Regions from separate parts of the Mus musculus genome. Here region 2 is linked to region 1. A link is a loop called in an ENCODE intact Hi-C map of the cell type or tissue named here. Cell type or tissue: left cerebral cortex. All regions are shown on one strand. Each heading gives the region's core, and the rest is flanking DNA. Links, peaks and the distances in the headings are about the cores only.

The links. A loop is a pair of places that touch in the nucleus more often than their neighbours do. Peaks named below come from ENCODE experiments on the same cell type or tissue, not always from the same donor. Only the 100,000 strongest peaks of a DNase experiment are listed, where the experiment ranks them.
Region 2: a loop joins it to region 1, with 8 times the contacts of the local background. A loop is called at or near these places in 3 of 42 quality-filtered maps.

The regions. Positions count from the first base shown.
Region 1 is chr3:143,589,521-143,600,618 of GRCm38, forward strand. No RefSeq gene overlaps it. Among named protein-coding and RNA genes, the nearest start is that of Gm33758, 8.7 kb to the right of the region's middle. In left cerebral cortex, for the core only: no CTCF peak of the experiment used is centred there; DNase peaks (open chromatin) are centred at 4,391 and 5,382; H3K27ac peaks cover 2,054 bases.
Region 2 is chr3:143,380,978-143,392,075 of GRCm38, forward strand. No RefSeq gene overlaps it. Among named protein-coding and RNA genes, the nearest start is that of Gm40159, 7.1 kb to the left of the region's middle. In left cerebral cortex, for the core only: no CTCF peak of the experiment used is centred there; DNase peaks (open chromatin) are centred at 6,610 and 7,163; H3K27ac peaks cover 394 bases.

The DNA of each region.
Region 1 (11,098 bases), core at 3,072-5,571:
TTATTTGGAGTCTGCCACCAGGCTACATTCTTTACATGAGCTTTTTGCTTTACTGTCACAAAATTCTGACTCAAGTGTGATACAAGGAGGTAGGCTATAGACTCATCACAGTTGGGTACTTGTTCAACACTCAGCTTTGTCCATATGGGTGATTCCCAAAGATTAGTTTACCCTGCTGATTCTCGGCATCCTCACTTATGAGTCAGGGTGATACTATCATTCATTTATTTCATAATATAGAAGAGTTGTTAAGAGAAGGTATCCTGGTGGGCTTGAAGGATCCAAAAGAAGTGTGACAAGGCAAGTGTCCTGTCTTTGAGGTATTTATGGTCCACAAGAAGAGGGAACATGGAGGTGGTTTCCGACAGGTACTGGGGGTGACACATTCTTCCAGGTTGAACTACCTTTCTGATGAGAGTAAAATGATGAGAACTTTTGCTAGTCTCCTGCTAACCAAGCAGCTCCCGTGTCCTCTTACCTGCTATGCTGAATCCTACAAGCTAGTTTCAGTCCTCATGCCTAGAAGAATAAGTGTCTGCCCACAGCCTGGCAGGTACTTACCTAGGTACTTAAGTGCTTAAGATAGACCACAGGTGACTGGAATCTTCCAGGCTTCTTCCTTTTACGTGACCCAGCAGCCTTTGTGAGCAGGTGCTCTTTTATCCATCAGTGTCTACCTCTGGCACTATGTTTTATAACTTCATTAATCTGAATAAAACTATAGCTAGACTGCCTAAGGTGGGGGTGTTACAAGTGGACTATATTGTTAAGAAATGCAGAAAACTACTGTGTAATCAAATTTTGGGCTTCCATATATTAAGCCCCTCTCTAATAAAACTTCCCAAATCTAAAATCAAAATCAGAATGCTCAGAGCTAATGACAGCCTCAAATGTTTCTCATTTACCTACTACAATGCTTCTGGCACCATTAGAACCTCCATTTTGAACCAGGAAGATAATTTGAGCCAATTTTTACTCTCTCTCATTTATTAAAACTTTACCAAAATGTATTATTTAGTTTCATCAAATGTAGAAGAGCAAATGTATTTTAAAATGGAGCTTACAGACTTCAATTTCAAAACAAAGAATCTATCCTTCCTGCTTTCTGATGTAATCATAGAGTGTTGTATCAGTTAGATATTGCTATAGAACTGCTGCATAACAACACTTTCAGAAAGTAGGTGGCTTGAAACAATGATTTATGTAGCTTTTCAATGCTGACTTCACTGGGATTCCTCTAGCTTACCTGTCCAAAGCTAGTGTTGTTCTGCCCCAGGTGTCCTTTATCATCCTCTTGAAGCCTATATGCTGATTTAGTTACATCCTTCTCTGAATTTTCACAGCTAGTCAGGGGCAGGCAGAGGAAAAAACTACCTCTGGTCTTTTCATTCTGGTTTTGGTGTATTTTATTACTACTATGGAATTAAGTTTCGAAACTTCTCTTTGTAAAATTTACAAACAAGAAAAAAAATAAATACTCATCTTATTTAATCTTATTTTACAAATGCAACTGTTTCAAAGAAGGGTGGTTTTCCATGCTCTTATCATGTTAATTATAAAATTAGAGACGCTAGGACAAAGGTCCCTTGAGTCTTCATTTCTCCTTTGTGCTTTCTGGTTTAGTCACTGGACATACATTCATTGAATATCTGCTTTGGGCCAGACACTATATGAGCCTGAGTCTCTGTTGCCAAAGCACTAAGCCGATTACTAAAATGAAGAGAAAAGGAAGGTCACAGGGATATTTACAGTGGGACTCAATGGGTGCCCAACCCTGAAATTTACCAAAAAACAAGATTCCCACTCCTGTAGCCATCTATTTCCATCCATCCATAGGACAGATTTTCTATTTGGCACTGACCAAATTGCCAGAAATTGGGAGAATGGGTTGGCCCAGGGGGCTGCAGGGCAGCTGTGCAGGCAGCCGGAGTCACACTCCTGAGGGGAAGGTGGGCATCTAGCATGGTTTGGCAGCTGTGTAATGATGCTGAAATCATACAGTTGCCAGGTCCCAACTGTATTAGAGCTGACCTTAAGATGGATTGTGAAAACTATTCAAATAGATCTCTCCTTCTGGAAAGTTTTCAGAGAAAAGGGGGAAGAAACAATAAAATGCCTGCAATTTGCACCCCATCCCGTACACAACCTCTACACCCTCCCCAGAACAAAGTCATTATCCCCAGTGGGTCCTGAAAGCCCAAGACTGATGGGAAAGGAGAAAAACATAGCCTTAAGCTTCTTGCATGGCAACAAAACTGGTTTCTGGATGGTGCCAGGCTCATTGGGAGGAGGCAGAGGCTTGTCAAGGAAAGTTAGAGTCCAACTAGAGTGGGCACTAGAGGTGACCAACACAAGTCACACAACAGTCATTTCCCTCACCACACAAAGAGAACGATGCTACAAAAGTCCTGGCACAAAGATGGTGCGCCATGAATATGTACTGAGTGAATGGGGATCAAATCGATATCTTAGCTATCATTGTCTATTGTTTCCCTTGGTTTTGGAGAACAGTTATTTACTCTCGACCTGGTATCATATTGATAATAAAGCTTTAGTCTCAGTATTCAACTGTTTAACTAATACGCTTGATTTCTCACTACACCAAAGCATCAAGGATATGGTTACAAACTCTATGTAATTGTTATTCTTCCCAGGCTTGCAGTCTGATGACAGAAGACAGACACTATTTTGAATCTAAACTCTTTGCCCAGTAACTCCTTGACTGTGGGTTGATTATATCTTTGTTCCTCGGTTTTCTCATGTATACAAGAGGTAAATGATAGCATTTGACATCTATGAAACACTCAGTAGATTATCTTCCACTTAATGAGCAGGACAAAATTGCTTATGAGGTTTATCCACTCCGGAGAGGCAGAAGTGGAAAAGGCTCATACACAGCTGTGAAGACTGGAGTCAGATACTGAGAACCCATTGAAGTGCCACGAAAGCATGAGAGGCTTCTTAGATTCCCCATAATTGCCAGGCAGAAACAGGAGTTCCCTGGAGCAAGCTGAGTTCTCAAACTCTGGGTTCAAATGAGAGACTCTGCCTCAATATACAAGGTGGAAAGTAATCTAGAATGACTCAATATCTACTTCTGGCCTCCACATACACCAGTGCACACACACACATGTACCACATACACCACATATGCCAGCACACACACACGAATACACCATCTACACCAGTGTGAGTGCACACACACACACACACACACACACACCACATACACCAGCACACACATGCGAATACACACATGCTCACCCTCACCGCAATATGACTCTGGGACTTTTGCAACTAGAAATATTTTCTTATATTTTTATTCTCAGGCAAATATTTTCATACACACACACACACACACACACACACACACACACACACACTTTGCAAGACTTCCATGGACAGGCTTACAAGGAGAGGTGTCTTGGCCCTTATGGTGTCTTGAATAAGAAATGTCCACTACAGGCTCATGCATTTGAACACTTGGTCCCCAGTTGGTGACACTCTTTGAGAAGCTTATGGGACCTTAAGGGGTTAGGTCTTGCTAGAGGAAGTATGCCTCTGAGCGCTTGGTTTTAGGTCTTGCAACTGGACCTGGATTCCTGTCCCCTTTACTTGCTTCCTGGCTTTGGATGTAATTATGAGCAGCCTGCTTGAGTTCGTGAGGCCATGCTTTTCCTGACTGTCAGCAGGTCAGGACCACCATGATGGATTCTCTCCCTCTCCACCTGTAAGTCAAAGAAGCTCTGTTCTCCTCGAAGTTGCTTCTGGTCACATCATTCTATTATGCAAGTAAAAGGGAGATAGTGCAGCCCTTAGTTTCCCCACAAGCTGGTACCTATTGCTCTGGAGTCACACCCCATTCTAAGGCAAGAGTCATTCATGAGAGAGGCCCTATCAAAACGCATCTGGAGGGGTTTCTCTGAAAGGCCAGGGGAGATGCCACAGCAGCTAGGGTGCCTTGGGCACAAGCTGTCCAGCGTCTCTTTCCACCGCATTTCTTCCCCTTCCTCAGAAGCTGCTAACATCTGCAGAATGATCCATTTTCCTTCGCACGCATGCTCGTTTTCAACATCAAGTGCTTCCTACTCAGCTTGTTCTCTCCTTCCGATGCAGTGACGCCTCTGGGGACCTGCCATTAATCATTCTTAATTTGATCCCCTTCCTTGGTTCCCACTGGACTTGTGTTCAGGCCTCTCCTGCTCAACATAATCACTCCAACCTGTGATTTCTCCTTCTCTGTGAGCTGCTTCTCCCATTTAAATAGCTCGCTCATAAACAGCATCATTGAGACTGAAGATAAGTAGATGTACAAGTGCCGGTGCACTTGAAGCCTCCCATCGGGCAAACCCTCATCCTCTCACTGACGCATGCCGAGGACCGAAGTTTGCAGAGCCCTCTTCAGCACAAGATGCTCTCAAACCCCTCTGCTCGCAAAGTCCTAAAGATGGCTCACAGGGACTCACAGCCAAACTTCTGAACGGCTCCATCTCAGCAGCCAATCCAGCCCATGTCTGTGATGGCAGAACGGGAGATCAGTGACAGGGAGAGGCCGAAGGGCGCAGGTGAGTGACTCTAAGGACATTGGGGTGCATGTCTCAAGGGCCAAAGCTTCAGAGTGACATAAAGAAGAGTCAATATAAATAAGGAAAGTAACTCCAGCTGAAGTCTAAAGTGTTTTCCTCTTTTACCAAATTCAGAAGGGTAAGAGCCCGCTTATGTACACGGCTGCGCAGAAGCACTCGAGGGGAGTTCAGATATAAACTCAGGGACAAGTGACCAAGTTAGTTTCTAGAGATGCTCTATGAAATGAAAGGCAGCAATTAGTTTTGAATGTGTAGCAAGAGACCCTCTCAGAGAGGTGGTTGGGGGTGAAGCAGACCTGGACGCCATGTGCCAAGCACAGAGCATCTTGGGACTAGAAAGGATGCGAAGGATCCATAATCCCTGTTTCACAGAAGAGACTCAGCATAAATTCAGCCAAGGTGGCAAGGCTAATGAGAGCTTGATATTTCCAATTGCAAGTCCAGCCTCCCATCTTCATTTAGAAATCCTGTCCTGCTTGGAGATTTTCCTCTTTAGAGAGAGGAAGAGACAGAGGACAGAGAATAAAACAAACATAAGTGAGGGCTGGTTGGTTCAGGATTATTGATCTTGGAAGTTCAGCATGAATCAGTGGAGAGAAGAAGAAATAGTTAACTTGTATCATTAACGCCCAAACCAGCATTAACCAGTGCCTAGGAGTTTGCAGGGTTCCCTTCCTTCTGAAGTTGAATCGACTAGGATCCGCAGGCAGGGAAGGGGAGCTACAGCAAAGAGAGACACCATTTGCTCCTCCAAACACATTCTGTAGGAAGGCGTGGGATTTCACAGCAGTGAGAGCAAAACTATTCACAGCGGTACCATATGCTCCCCACCATCAGGAGCAGCCGCACTGGTCACTGTGCTTGGCAGGCGAATAACTGGGTGGAAGATCTGAAGATCACAGTGGAGTAAAATCTTCAATCTGCTCCACAGGCAGAAATCAAGTGAAAAAAAATCCTCTACAGATCCTCTGTGTGTCACAGGTACATGAGGACCCACATGCATGTGCACACACACACACACACACACACACACACACACACACCAGCATTCATGTGTGTGTGCATGTGCTTATGTGTGTGTGTGTATGTGTGTGCCCAAGGGCATGCATATGTGTTCCTTCTAAAATGGTTAAGGAGATACAAAGACAGGGTGTTTATCTTGCAGATTGTCCCATGGAGACAAAAGTTCACACTGAGTGCCAAGTGAAAAGTCTTAGAACATAGAATGTGGAGAAGGGTTATTTTTGGATTAAACTCCATGTTTTCAGTGGCTTTTCTCCCCCTCTGAGGAAAAAAAAAATAAGATTGAGAGGAATTTCGCAAATGCCAAGACCACTTAATAGCAGAATTACAGCTGACGATAAATGCAGCACTCTTAAAGCTTGTCCTTTCTCTGTTATTAACTTTGTTCTTTTGGTTGTGCCAGAGAAAGCACAAGAGATAGAAATTGGCAGAAATATGGATCTGAAGAACAGAAATTCAACTCAAATGAAAATACCGTGAAAGCCTCTAGTTGAAATAAAGTCTTTTGTTTAATAGCATAACTTTCGCCATCAAGAAAAGGTTTATTTGAATCAAAAGTAGAATTTAGGACGGTGTTATCTAATCATTATTAATTCTGCATGCACAGGGGGAATTTTCTATTTCCAAAGTGGTTCACGATCATTAGTTAATCCACTCAGCATGCTTGGTCTAAATTGTTCTATGCACTTAACAGATAAGAAGGGTTGCATCTGATACACAGGCAGCAGGACACACTGAGTGATGGACTGCTAACCCAGAGCAGGGCCTCATCTTAACCACTCACTTGGTTATTTTACTCTGGGCACCAGGCCTCTACCCACAGCATTTTCAGACAAGGACTCCATTTGTTTGAAGAATAAGCACATATGTTACATAAAATCTCCAACAATCGATTGAAGGCTCCAAATATGGATTTTCCCAGTGACTCTTTTTAATATCAAGTAGTCTCTCAGTTTCCCTTGTGAGTAAAGTACTTCTTTTAAAGGGCTAGTCTTTCTATCAACATGGCTATGAAGAGTCAACATTACAGTAAGGATAGATGTAGACTGCCCAGTGCTGTGTTGTCCAGAGGGTCTCAGTGCCTTGGGATCAATGACTTGGTTCCTTGCTTGCCTTCGCTTCCCAGTCTACCTTCCCCTCCCCCTCTATCCTCTTCCCTCTCATCCCTTCTCCATTTTTTTTCTCATTTCTGTTCCTTTTCCTTGCCTGTCATTTAGGCTGTCAACTACCCTCATCTGTGCTCCCATGTGAAGTTTGCCACTTTCACTTTTCCACTTGGAAAGGGGACTCCCGTAGGCACAGTGCTAGCTGTTCCAGTGTGAGTGGCTCAGACAGGAACCAAATGCCAGTGGCCAGCAGGGCGCTCCACATCTTGCTCAAGTTAAAACTGTGCAGATTCCCTTTGTTTTCATTTGTTTGTACCTACTCTAGCCAAACAAATTAATTTGTGGTTCAGATAATATATGCCATATGTTTAATTAGCTGTTACATGAAGTCTAAGGAGGCTGAGCTTTGAAACCGGATGCTACTTTCTTTCTAGTTTCTTGACTTTTAAAACTCACATTTGGGGGTTGTGTTTATCTGTTTGTTTGTTTAATTCTCCTGATAATAAAATTATCTAGTGGTTTCAATCTTTACATTTTTTTCTTTTAATACTAAAGAATTCATTACTTCTGTAAATTTAATTCAGCCCAAGATGCAAAATATACTTATTCAATAAACAGACACTTAAATGAACTAGAATTAAGGAGTTACCTCTTATTTTTCAATTGTATTTAAGTGTTCATAAATTCCTAGTGAATAGTTTGCTTGGTGAGATTTCTATGTCTTGAAAGATATCTTATTTGTCTTTAATATGTTTTGTTGCTGTCAAAAAAAAAATCAGTACTGGAGAAAATTTGATCTACTCCTAGAAACGATGTCTTCTGAAATGCCTCCACAGAGGACATGATGAGTCACTATGGCGTCAGGAGAAGACATGACGAAGCCCAGGCTTCTCTGATGGTGCCAGTGCTTGCCTCTGCAGTGAGAAAGCATTCAGGTTACATGGAGTGATAATCTGGCTGGAGGAAGGGAGCCGGCTAAGTCTGCCTGGAATGTCTGGCTGCCGGTTGGCAGACGGAGCCCTTTTTTCACCTTGAATCTGCCAGGCTAAGGATGCTTTCATGGTAATTTTCCGATGTCTTCCTTGATCAGTAGACTGCAGCATTTTATCATTCTGCAGATTTTGTTTTCTTCATGGGCTATTACGTCCACTGAACTGCACTTAACATCTATTAGCTTAGGTCTCCAGAAGATCAAAGTCCCTCTGTAGCTGATTATTCTGCTCTTTGCAATTTGTGTCTCTCCCTCGCCCTGCCCCTCCCCACCAATCCAGGGGCCTTGCACGTTTAGAGATTAGCTTTCAGTGGCTTCTCCTAAACAATTTATAGACATAAAAGCATCATAAAGAGGACTCCGTGCCTCTAGAAAGAAAACAAGACTGAAAAAAAAAGTGAAGAGAGCAACGGAGATTCTGTAATGTTTCTGTCTCAATATGAATCTTTTAAAACTCATGCTTCACTATATGTTTTGAAGTGGGATGCGTGAGGGAGACAGGAAGAAGTGCAGTTCCCATAGAGATCCATTCCTTTCCCTAAAGCACTCACTGTGTTGCTTCCTTTTCTTGCAAAGCCGATCCTGTCTCCCACATTTTAGCTGACCCCATTTGCATTGCTTTTCGGGGGAACCTGGTCACAGTGCCAGTGTCCCCTTCTTCTTAAGGGGCACTGCTAACCTTAATGACTGGCTTCTGGTGGAGGATTGGTTTTCATTTCATTCTGAGTCCTTAGTAACTAACAATCGTCCTCTAAATTTGCTCCCAAGGCTGTGATGGACCAAAGATGCTGTCAGAGTTTGATCCTGTCTCAACAGCAGACCAGACCCTGTCCTGACAGGGCTTTTGCACCAGCCCTATAAGGAATACTTTTAGAGACTGTATAAGAGGCCCACTGTAGTCTGTCAGCACTTGTGAAAAGTGTGCTTGTGAGTTGAGACAGACATTAGAAACTCAAACTAAAGCTAACAACTGAAAACAAACGAACAAACAAAATATGCTGAAGTTTAGGAAGATTTCGATCTGGAAGGACTATTGAAATAAAGGCCTGGGACCTTTACCCCCAACCTCGAAAGATATATCCAAGGAACTATTTACAGTATAATGACTCCAAGAACCCATAGCAAGAAGAAGGAGGAAATGGAGGAAGGACAGGAGGAAGGGGGAGAGAGAGGAGAGAGATTCCCAAACAGAATCTGTTCAGATCACGGGGAGATCTTGTTCCAATAGACTATGAGCTGGTAGGTCTGGGTAGAACCCAAGAGTCTCAGACGTTCTGGCTGGCTCGGGTGCTCTCAGGACAACACACAGACAGTGAGATATTCCCTATGGTCCACAACTGCTCTGACACTGCAGCAAGCTATTCCCTCTGTGCAGTTCTTTTCCTTCCCTGGAGACACTGGATTTCAATGGATGGTGAAGAGACCTTGAACCGTGACCTTAAGCTTGGCTGTAGGAGATAACTCTCAAGCCATAGCCCATGATAATTAAATCCCCAAAAATTGGCCACAAGAATCAGTAGTTTTAAAAATTCTTCTGGTAGTTCCAATATATACCCATGATAGAGAATAGAAGCTTTTTAACAAAAATGATATTGGTGGGACTCAAAGAAACATGACTATCGGTGGCTTCTCTGACACTGCCAGGCAATGCCATAGGTCTCTATATTTTTCATAGATAAACCCCCACATTCAGAGCTTAAACATAAAACATGGATTATGCAGCTTTCCCCTGGGTTAAGCTGCTAGGAACAATGTTAGACGACACTGAGGGCAATGTCTCCTGAAATAGGCAATGAATGGAAAGAACACAGACCTCTCTGGGTACCACTATTGTGTGAAAACAAATCCTGTTGCTGCTGGTCTGTTTGATTTTTAACCAATAATTTGGTGGTGCCATTGTAAAAATACATGCTCTATCAAACAGGCACTGCAGGTCTGCACAAACTGCTCATTGCCTTTGTGTCAGACTGATGGGTTTAGGTGCTCTGTCTTCTGGAGCTAACTGGCTACTAGAGTTACTGGTTCTTGGAGCTGCCCTCTGTCACCATTAGCTGGGCAGCAGGGGGAGCTACAGTTACCATGGAAAACACCCTGCGTGACCTGGCCCCTAGAGAACTTTTTCAAGTTCTCTTCTGAAAGTGTTTTTCCTAACAGCTCTTCAAGTCATGGCTAATGTTTACTGCCCCAACCCGAATCTGGACCAGAAATCCTCAGGTTCTTGTTGGGTCTGTAGATAATCTGACAGGAATGACAAAGGATGTAATAGTCCATAGAGCCAAGTTCAAGTCACAGCGCTACTGCTTATAGTAAATTAGGTCTTCCTGGATGATACTCCTTGTTCAAAAGGACTGAGCCACTATAACAGAATGTATCAAATATAAACTGAGTTCCTGGCTTTGACTCTGAACAAGGGCAAGGATAAGTTTTTTTGTATCAGTCCTCAGTCAAGTGGGTATGTATCAGATCAAGGACCGTTCCTAAGACTTAGATTGTAAATGTGTTGCAGAACATTGGTTGAGTAAGGACGAGGTTAGAGCCATGATACTGTTACCATGGCCTAAGAGTCTGAAAGAAAGTTTAAAACTGCTGGAAAGGAAAGAATTGATTGAACTCACTCTGCCCTGAAACACAAAGTCAGAGTGGCTGCTTTCTCAAACCTGAGAAGATTTTTGAAACTGCTATGGTTGAGCCCCTTAGAGGGAAAGCTCTCCAAAGAAATCAAGCCATGTTATTCTAACCTCCTTAAGGTGTCTAAGTATAACTCATCCCATAGCCAACGATGTTTTCCCTCTCTACTCTCAGTTGTACCTTCATCCACCCTCCCTCCCTCCTTGGTACTGATGTAGAAAAGGTGGAACCCCAGGGATTATTTAGCATACCTTTCCACTCACAGTATGGGTGTCTTTAGAATTCTTGTTCTGAGATGACCTAAATGTCTCCTCTGGGAGGAGTCAAAGGGTGATTGAACCAATACTTTTCTCTTTAGAAAACTTTGTTCACAATGATGCCCAAGGGCTTTAATGTGTTGCTATTACTGATAATTCTCTGGACAAAAATAATATGGAAACTTCATGTGATATCATGGTTTCTCTGATGGGCTTTCAAACTAAGAGCTACATGGCTTTGAGTCACTGGAGCAATATAATATGAAAATAGATTGGTACTCATTAACCTTAATTTCTTTTGCTATGTTATTCATGAATGTGTCCTAATTGGGGGTGCACTTGCTTTTTCTCCTGGATACATTTGTTCCAGCAAAAGAGCTGGACTATTGCATTCCAAACAGACAGATTGGTAGTGGCACAAATGCATGCAAAATACACAGTCAAGGCTCTGCTCTGTAGTCAAGAGCCTGTCTGGTAATTCTCCTGTGTCCCTGAAATTGAGTTGTT
Region 2 (11,098 bases), core at 5,630-8,129, 210 kb before region 1:
CCCTAGACTGCAAACAGGATTCTTCTGAGGCAAAAGACTAAAAGCATGTTGAAAGCTGGAATGCATGCCTTGCTTCTATTATTTCCCACGTGTCTGAAACGAATATCATTGCATCTGAGCTGCTTCTGTCTCTGTTTTGTATTTTATTTTTGTCATTTTTAAAAATGTGTAAATTTCTTCAGATTAGGGAAAATCTGCATTCTTCCCTCCTTAGAAGGCTTCCTAATTGTTTGTTCCTTAGCTAACACACTGTCAGTGTCTGAGAGTAAAGGTGGTGTATGTGTGTTGCAGATTTGGGGAGCAGATCTGTTAAGATGGTCTGGAGCAGAAGTGAGTTAGGGCAGAGTACATAGGTCAGGCTCTGGGGAAGTGATGTACTGGCTTTCTCCAGTAGTGCTGGCTCCTTCTTGTTATTCACAGCCACCGCTGTAGCAGAGAGGATCTCTGGGGTGAACATTTGAGGAGCCCTTACATAACAATCTAGACAGATTAATAAAAAGTAAGGCAGATAGATGAGATTTATTCAGACAAGACATTCCTGTTAGTGGTCAAATATCTAAAGAGGAAGTAACAATCTGAAATCACAACCTACACTTCCATCACAGGAAAGGCACAGTAGAACCCCATCCTAGATTGATAAAGTGCCAGTAAATAAGAGACCCTGATCACGGTCCAGAGTCTGAGATTGACTTGTGTGGTTGTGGCTAAAAGCTGAAAGTCAATGATAATAATTGAGTCAGTTTATCTTAAAGATTGGGGATAATCAACCTAAAAGACAAATGGAGTTGTGGTGTTCGTTGATGAAGCAGATCTTGGAATGTAATGACAGAGCTCTGGATAGTTCCTGCATGAGTCATCTCCAGGAGAAAATCCCATCTGGACATACAGACATCCAGCGGGTAAGGGCATGGAAAAGGGAACTTCCAGTTAATAAGGGTAGATTTAGCACTCCATGAGGAGTGAATATGTGATAGATGAATTAGGAAAACAGAATGAGCCTTGGCAGTAGTTGGTCATGGTCACTGTTCAGGAAGCAGCTGGTGTCTTTATGTCACCAGCACAGGCTCTGAAACCTCACCTAGATCATCAGCTCCATCCTCATGGCTTCATGAGCAATGCTGATAACACTATCCAAGGGAATTATGGTACCACTGGAATGACCTCTTTGGTCTTACACAGAGCCATCTATCCTTGGAGCACAGCCAGAGTGTGAGCAGAAGTGGCAAGGTGTTGTTCCTGAGTACATCTCATTGTACCCAAAGTTGTATCATTCCCCTGAAGATCTTTGAAGATACAGAATATTGGCTGATACTTTATGGTGCCAGATAGTATTGGTAAATGGTGAGCGTCTTGAGTATATGAAGTGGGATTCTTAGAAGTCCATCTTGAATGAAAGTTGAAGACACTATTATAAAATACTATGGTTACTTTGCATTTCCACATATCTCCCATGCAGAGTGGAATGAGGCTTACGTTTGATATTTTACCAATAGTGGAAAATAAACCATTTTCTGGAATGTATTAGTACCAAAACCAATACCTCAAGAAAAAGGGAACAAACTGACTAATTTCTGAAACATTAAGGGATGGGGAGCTGGGCTCAGAGATGGTGGCTTTCTTGGTGAATAATCACTTCTTTGAGCATTTGGTATTCTGTGCTCCACCAGTTCCTTCAGAAAGAAAAGAAGCAAAATTATGTTCAGTGAAGGCAGCCCACAGTTCAAAGGGTGTCAGCTATGACATTGAGAAGTCAGAAAATAATATCTGATGATAGTTAATGTTGATTGAACAGTTATGTGCTAAGGGTGTGTTGTTGTTTGACTGAGAATGACCCCTTAGGCTCATATATTTAGATGTTTAGTTGACAATTAGTATAACTGTTTGAGAAGGATTAGAAGGGGTAGCCTTGTTAGGGTAGACGCTGTCATGTTGGAGGAGGTGTGTCTCTGTGAGTAGACTTCAGAGTTTTACAAGCCTGTGCCAGGACCAGCTTCTCTTTCTGCAGCCTGGGAAGCAGGATGTAAAGCGCTCAGGTATTGCTTAAGTGCCATGCCTGTCTGCTTCCTACCATGATGATCATGGACTAAACTTTGAAAACAGCAAGCAACTCCCCAGTTAAATGCTTTCTTTTATAGAAGCTTCCTTGGTTATGGTGTCTCTTCACAGCTACAGAAAGTAACTAAGACAGTATGCTACTGTCTTCCTGCTTACACCATCCAATTTCATTACTCATAGCCATCTTTCAAGGGCCATGTCTCTGTCTCTGTAGTTCTCAGCTGAATAAAATCATCAGTACTTAGAGGGAAACTGCCTGTAACTTCAGTCTTAGTCACTGTTTCATTGCTGTTATGAGACACCATGACCAAGGCCAACTCTTCTACTATAAAGCTTTTAATTGGCGCTTGCTTACAGTTTCAGAGGGTTAATCCTTTATTGTCAAGATATGGAGGGTAGCAGCAAGCATAGCGCTAAAGGCAGAGAGAGAGTGAGAGCGAGAGAGCGAGAGAGAGTGAGAGAGAGCGAGAGAGAGCGAGAGAGAGCGAGAGAGAGCAAGAGAGAGTGAGAGAGAGAGAGAGAGAGAGAGAGAGAGAGAGAGAGAGAGAGAGAGAGAGAACGCATCTAACCTGGCATGAGATTAAACCTCAAAGCCCACTCCTAATAACACACTTTCTCCAACAAAGCCACACCTCCTAATCCTTCCAGTCCTTCTAATGCAGTGCCACTCCCTGATGACTAAGGATTCCAGGGTATGGGCCCATTCAGACCATACTTTTTCAAACCTCCATAGATTCTCAGCTAGAAAGTTACTGAGTGTACTGATTGTGAGTTTTTCTAGTTCCAAGCCTTACTTCTTTACTTTGAATGCTTAGATTGTGAGGGGATCATCCCTCTGAAGTATATAACTATGGGAAATAGGGAGCTAGTGAAAAATGCTGCAAACTAAATTTAAAAGCTTTCAATGGTATAATGATGAAAATCCATCATATGCTACCAATATCCCCACCTTAAGATACAATCCATACCAACTAATGGGTGGACCTTGTTTCTCATGGTTTTTGTCTGCTTTCCTTCTGTGAGGCCAGGATAATAATGAGAAAGGTTGGTATGTTTTCTTGTACTTTCTTTACTTACAGATATGTACTATAATCCAACACTTTCTATGGAACGCTATAGAATTGCTTTGGAAGATGGAGAGGAGTAGCCTGGGGGAAAGATGGAAACTCAAGACTTCTCCTGTGGGAATGCATTGGCACTCTGAAGCTTGCCCCAGAGATTTCTAGGACTTTCTCAGGGTGGTTTGGAAGATGTGAATGATTTTGCCTCCACATTTGCAAAGAACATGTTCTTGAACTACAAGCCTTCAAAACAGAACTTAAACCACTCACCCTTTCTTGTAACTATGTGCAGAGGTGACCTTACTCTCTCTTCTGCACTGTGATTGTCAGAGGGCTAATTTTCTTTGATTCTCTGTTTTCCTGGCATTTGGAAAACATCCCTCATGAAGTTTCTGAAATCATCATCTTTGCTTGGTGCCTGATGGCAGCTGCTTGCCTGGTGGCTTCTGGTGGCGCTGTGAAATGTGTGGGCAGAGGACCAGAAGGACTGAGGAGGAAATAGCATAGCTGGAATAGCAATTGCCTGCATGATGCCTGCAGCTGTTGCTGGAGCATCTTCTTAAGATATACTGACTGATATTTTAAAACCACAGGTGAATTTTGCCTTGAAATTTAAAGGAATGGGGCAGGGACATTTCATGAAACTCTTTCACAGAGTGGCTGCTGGTGATTTCTTTCTAAACTTGGTTCTTGTAAGTTCTTTGCAGGTAGAGGTGAGATGAGCTAGGGCTACTTTCCTGATCATATGGGATGGATCCTATAGGACGTCGAGAAAAACATTTGAAAAAAGGAAATGTTTGTTCACTAGTGGGCTGAACGAGGGGTACACTGACTTTTACTTATGTCTGTGAAAGTCACACACTTCCTTGGTTTAGTCTGGGGTGGAGTGTGAAGCTTCATACATTCATAGATGCAAAACCACTTTTAGAATAGAAAGGAAAGAGTTTTCTGTGGCCAGGCTTTCCCCCAATTTGGGAGAGTCTGAAATGACAACCATGAGGGCTTATTTAATGAAACAGAATATGAATGTTAAAGAGAACCACATCCCCCAAAGTGGTCCAAAATTTTCAAGTCAAACATCATCCCATGTTCTTTTTTTTGAGCATTTATCCCCAAATATGTATGTGTGTCCTTATACATTATATATGTATTATTGCATGCATATGCTGATAAATAACAAAATATGTGTAAGTAGTTCAACTGTCAAGAACAAACTAAGATAAAATATTTTAAATAATAAGGTAAGGTTTTCCTTCCTCTCACACAAATTATTATTATGGTCAGGATTTGCTCTCATTTGAATTGTTTTAACCATCTTGCTTTAATACTTTGTGATACAACATCTGGTTCTACATTCTTATTTTAAATTTTAGTTTAAATTGGAGTTATAAAAAGAACACTTTATCAAAGTATAGGTATGCGTCAGTGACTTGCCTTATTGCTCTGACAAAATACCTCAACAAAAGCAACTGAAGGAAGGAAGGATTATTTGGCTCAGAGTTTGAAGGGAAGTCATCGTAGCAGAGGAGCTGTGGCGGTGGGAGTGGAAGGTAGACACTTAGATTTCTCTGAATCCATAGTCAGGAAGCAGAGAGCAATGACTGTCCACTGAGAACAATGACTCCACTCTTTTTCCTTTTGATTTAGGCCGAGTCTTTAGCCAATGGAGCTCGATTATGCACAGCTTTGGTGTGTCGTCTTACCAAAATTAAAAGAATCTAGACAACCCCTCACAGGCATGCCTGGAAGCTTGTCTCCTAGGTAATTCTAGGTCTTACCCAGTTGACAATCAACATTAGCAATCACTAAGTACAAACAAAAAATATCCTGGTGGCTGCATGTGCTATTTGTGTTCTCCAGATTTTAATTTGTCCCTATCATTAGGAAGACATTTGTGCTGTTTCTAACAAGCAAATATTCACCTTCTGATGTCAGTTGTCTTATAAACTAATTAGGATCTATATATTCTTACGTTTTTTAAGCGTATGAATTTAAGCTCCTCTGAGAGTTTTGATCTGCAGCATTGAAACAAGTTATAAGATTCTGTTTTCAAGTTGTTAAGAAGTGTGAGGAGACTGAAGCTTTTTATAGGTGGCAAACATATCATTCTCTGTGGTAAAATTATATTACAATGGCAATGATTCTTCGTATCAGTTCTTAAAGCTCCTTCCCAAGTCTCAGTCCTTTGAAGAAATACCACGTTTTTCATCCACAACTAAAATAATGAGTGAAATCTTAAGGACCAAGTTAAGTGTATTTTCCCCCAGGAAAAGACACAAATTTATATCTCATACAAAGGTAAGAAGAATACTGACTTACACTGAAATGTCATAAGATTTTTACACTTTTTGTTCATGGTACAAACAGCTAACCTCTGTATGGTATAAAAGATGCATGCTCGTCCTTTGTATCTCATTAACAAGAGTTATAAATAGTTTACTACATTTTAAAGGCTTTGTGCTTGACATGATTGCCGTTAGTGCTACAAGACTTAGACACTTTGGCTTCTGAATAATGCCAGTAAAAAAGGTATTTTGGGACATAAATGTCTCACTCTTTTCATCCATTTGTGAGATAGTTTACTTTCTGCCTGGTAAAACAGCACACCCATATCCTTAAGGAACCCTAAGTAGACTGTTTAGCATCACAACAAAGCATCAGTCTGGTGACCTGAGAGGACTTCCATCAATGTCCCTCCTACAGTGCCTACTTTCTGTTCTTATCTCTGGTCATTTCCTATACCTTACTTGACATATGACTCTTTGCAAGACAGACTAAATAAGAGCATCTCAGTAGATTAAGTAATATGGGACCTTTTCAGTTTTGTGTTGAAAAGATACACCAGTATTAAAGATTTAATAAATGTCCTTTGCTACCCAATTGTATTGTCTTCTTATTGAGGATTTGAAACTACCTACATGGCATTGATTCCTGTCATAATGTGAACCACACTGGCTGATGGAAGTACTGGGAATAATTATGACACTCAAGACTAATTAATTCAACCTTTTTAACAACTAGGTTTCTATAAGGACAAGAACATGAGTGAAGTAAGTCGTCTTGGCACTTAATGGCAGTGGAAGCCTATTGGAATTTAGAGGCACGAAAGATAATGTTCAAATCTTATAAGTAAGGAGAAGAACACAGATTCATTCTGAGGTTTTCTCACAATGTATACTGAGTCACCAAGATATGGTCAACTTTAACATGAGAGAGGACATGGCTTGTAGCTGTGGGGAACAGGTTGGCGAAAGTACAAGAATAGGTTGGTTGATTGCTTCCCCTGGATTATGAATCCAACCTAGCATTCATTCTGGAGTCTAATATATAAGAGATAAGACAGTATTTCTAGCGGCTGTTCACCACTGGAGAAAACTCAGACAGATATTCAGTTTAAACGCTCTCTAGTTGGGCTCCAATCCAGGTGAATGACACAAGCAATATTTTCAGGCTCCATAAATCTTTTTATAAAAGTTCCCCAGAACTGTGAGCTTTCTTTCTCTTATTTTGCCCTGAGCCTGGCATCAGGAGTGGATTCTCTTTTATATACGCAGTTGTTTTAATTTTTAACCCAACGTTGTTATCACCTTATTCTTCCGTTGATTTCCATCCTGCTGTCATGCCCACCATTTCCTGTGGCGTACCACCTAGATAACATGAGAAATCACTACCAGCACTTGACATTGTTTTCATATTCTCCACCATGAATGCTCACATTTGGATCGTGCGATTAGATGATCCCTTTAAATCTGATGTGTAGAGAAATGTGATGGGCATTTCATAATATGATATTCTAGAACATGTATCTTTTGATGTCAGTTTGTTCTTCTCTAGAAAAATGTGTTCTTAATTACCAAGTGATATATATATATGTATATATATATATATATATATATATAATGAATTCTGAGTACCACACCAGCTTATGTTATATGCCATGAGATCACAAACACCACATGCAAAATAGTTTGTACTCCATTTGTGTTGAATCTCATGCTGATGGGTAGAAACTCATTAGAGGGCCCCACTCACCATGCTTAAAGGCTTCACTGCCCACGAATCTTTTTATATGACTTAGATGATGAAGGACTAAGGAATGAATTTTACTCCCAAATCCTTCCAAACTTTTCTTTTAGATGGATATAACTCATAGGTGCAAGTGGGTGGTGAAGAGAGAATATATTAGCAGTTACTTACTACCTTCTATGGAACATAAATACATCATTCTGATTATTATGGTCTTCTTTCAATTAAAAGGAGTCCATGATTCATTGAAATAAATTATGTAAAAAAAAAACCCTGATGGACAACATCAGTGAAAATTCATAGAACTTTAAATAAATAAATATTAAGTAAATAGCCAAGCCTTTTAAATATGGTGGCTCATGGGTGTTTATTATGTAATATGGACAGTCTGGTTATTCAGAAAACTCAAGTATAAAGATCAGACTCTTGAATTCAATAGAATGAGGGAAAATTCTCATTAACAAGGAGGAAAGCAGCATCCAGAAGGTACACAGTACACTCTGTGGTGAGCCCATATACCCTGCAGAACCTTGCCCAGATCACTCTGCATAAAGTCTCACTTTATTGAAGCATTAGGGATATTCCTCCAGCAGAAAAAGAGAGGAGGTAGGAGGAAGTCTGACAATTTTATGTATTTACTAAAACAGAATAGAAAGTTATCTTCATGATGTTCATTTTGAAGATAGGAATGCATTAAACCTTGCTGGCTGTTGTCTTGGATAGGAAAGACGATTGTGCAGTGTGGTCTTTCATTTTTCTTTTTTAGTTCTTGTGTGTGTTGGTGGTGTGAATGTGGCCACACATGTCCCATGATACATTGCTTTGACTATTGTTTCTCCCGTTCCACTCTTTTTCAGACAGGGTCTCTCCTATTGTTTGCTGTGTGTGTTAGGTCAGCTGGCCTGCTTTAGGAGCTTCTCCAATATCTTCTCTAGCAACCTTCCATCTTACTCTAGAAGCCTTGGGATAGAAGACACATGTCTGGCTATCCATGGGTTCTGGGTATCTGAGTTCAGATTCTCATACTTGAGTACCAAATGACTACACACCGAGCAGTCTCTCCAGTCCACAAATGTGGACTTTTTGTAATGTCTTGGGAAGTGTTAAATAATAGTAATCTATACTCATTGCGTAGTTACTTTGACACAAGTATTGGCTGAAAGCTTTAAGAAATGCATTATATCTAACACCCTCAGGACCTTGTCATCCAGCAGGACTGTTACCATTCCCATTTCACAGATGGAGACTCTAGTGGATAACAAACACACGGAAAACAAAATAAAACAAAACCACATTACTTTGCCCAAGGTACAGAAATCAGCTCAGCTTCAGCATTCATGTTTAATCACGGTGCCACACCTCCCTAATTAAAATAAATAAGCATTGCTTCTTAAAATAAATATCTCAGTTGTCTGAAATTTTACTTGTATGAATTCCCGATGATGTGGTATAAATGAGACATTTATGCATATATTAAAATAGCTTTAATTACAACCCAGCTCCAATTATGTTACCTAGTAAAGTCTTTACTGAGATTTTCTTTGGTGATAGATAAGAATGTTTTACAATTAAACCTTGGAATATTTTCTGTAGGCGGAGGTTTGCATGCAGCATGGTGGCTGACAACTGTTTGTCAGGACTCTTAGGGACACATCGCATCTATCCTAGAACTTTAGATTTAGAAGGATCATTACCACTTGTTTTTGTTATTCTTTTACTTCACAAAAACATTTTTTAAAAAACAGACAGTACAAAGGTAAACTTTGCTTTGCTCCTGTCAGTATTATCTAATTTTTAATTAGGAGAGCCTGACTTAATGAGGTTTTCCTAAGTAGGGTGGAAAAGGCTTGGATGACTAACTTAAAGTAAGTGATGGCTGTTTTTTTCTTTTTAAGCAAGTTAATCATTTGTTGCTTTCTTAATTGATTAGTCCAGCAACTCTGCCAGAACTGGGTAATTAGGCACTTGCTACAGACACTATGCAACTATGACATGAGAGATGAGAAAGGAAAGCCAGTCTAAATGGGATTAAATAAGGTACTGTGGTTCCTTATCCACACCCAGACAAACTGCAAGGAACAAGGTCATCATAATAACCAGAGTGTGAGTTTCTTCACCTATGAGAGGGTCCATGACCTATGAGGGGAGGGGCCTCAACAGCCACTCCTTGTTCACACAGTGCCATCACTTCGGTAAAGTTGGTGCTAGCACTAACTGACCACATAACTGTATCTCCCCAGGATCTTTTTCCACGGCCATGGGACCATTGAAAACCACTAATAGTCAGGCTAATGGCCGCCATTTTCAGATGATAAAGGGAATCACACTGTATAGCAAGTTAGATGGTCTGAATAGTTCCAGCACAGGTTAGAACTAGTTCCAAACTAGTAAGTTTGGTGGGATGCTTCGAAAGTGAAGCTAGAACTAGCAACAAAAAGCAATGTCAATGAAGAAGTTGATTAGATTATAATTATACCACTCTATTATTTTTCTTCCTTAATTGTAGTAAAAAGTATCTCTAGAAAGTGCACATACCATGGCTTGACTAACTACATGTGTACAAAGTACCTACAGCTTCAAAAGCCATACCCGCTGAGGATATACAGATCAGTGGTAGAGCATGTGCTCTGCAGGTACAAGCTGCTGTGTGCTGTCCCTTGGATCATAAAAGGAAACAAAAGGGACTAGCTTTAAGTGAGGCTGGTTTAGCAGCTTGGAGACTTCATTTCACACCGACAAAGGCCAGGCTAGTCCTCACCCTTCCACACACATGCTCCCGTAAACCACTTCTTTTACTGAATGATGAATTACCCCCTTGCTTCCCTGAATTCCAGCCTTTTTCCAAAGGGCTACATGGACACATGCATTGATGTGGAACAACTGGGTGAGATGAGCCAGTCTGTTCAACCCATGTTATTAAAGAAATTGGTTCACCTTTTTGAATCCGTGTCATTGTAGTTTCAGACATTCATTTGTTCAATAAGCAGTGTGGTATGTTCTGGGAAATAATGAATATTGATCATAAAATCGATCACTTATTAAGAAACAGACTAAGGGAAATTGTTTATCCAATCAATTGTAATTTTTGATTTGTTATTTATATTTTCCAATTTCTGCCACCCCTCCCTGAGGCTCTCCTGCTCTCAGAAGCACCAAAGTGAAGGCACAGTAACACTGGGTGAAATTTCTGAAGAAATGCACAACTCACTGCATGCCTTATGGATCACCCTGGTGGACTAGGTTACAATGCAATAGAATGTGATTGATAAGTCAGACACAGCCTCCTGCACCTGTGGTTATTTACCTCTAAGTTTATATAGTAATAGGGTCAGCTAAATAGTGTATGCACTCACTGTTCACAATGTGTAACTTAGACCAGTCACACTTTACAAACAAAATGGTGGCACATAATGAACACATACAGGGAGTCATGGTGGGAAGAGAGGCTAATTATAGAATATTCTAGTTACTCAAGAGCATCTCCTCCTCTTCCTCCCCCTCTTCCTCCTCCTCCCCCTCTTCCTCCTCCTCCCCCTCCCCCTCTTCCTCTTCCTCTTCCTCTTCCTCTTCCTCTTCCTCTTCCTCTTCTTCTTCTTCTTCTTCTTCTTCTTCTTCTTCTTCTTCTTCTTCTTCTTCTTCTTCTTCTTCTTTATTAAAGCTCTGGAAAAGTAGTAATGAATCTCCCTCTTTATATTTTTCTAAAGCTACAACAATGAAAATTAGTTCTATAGAAGCAAATTTGAAATGACTGAGTGGTACATTGTACTATATGATTGATCTTCCAGGGATGGAAGAGGGTAGAGAAGGCATATATGTATCTCAGATGACTCTTGGCAAAGGGATCTCTATGCTCTTGAGCAAGACACTGAACTGCGGAAAATTCTGAAGCAACACTATGTTTTTCTAAACTACAGTGAACCTGGTCACTCTCTTAGTGTCTATTTAAAATTAAGGGT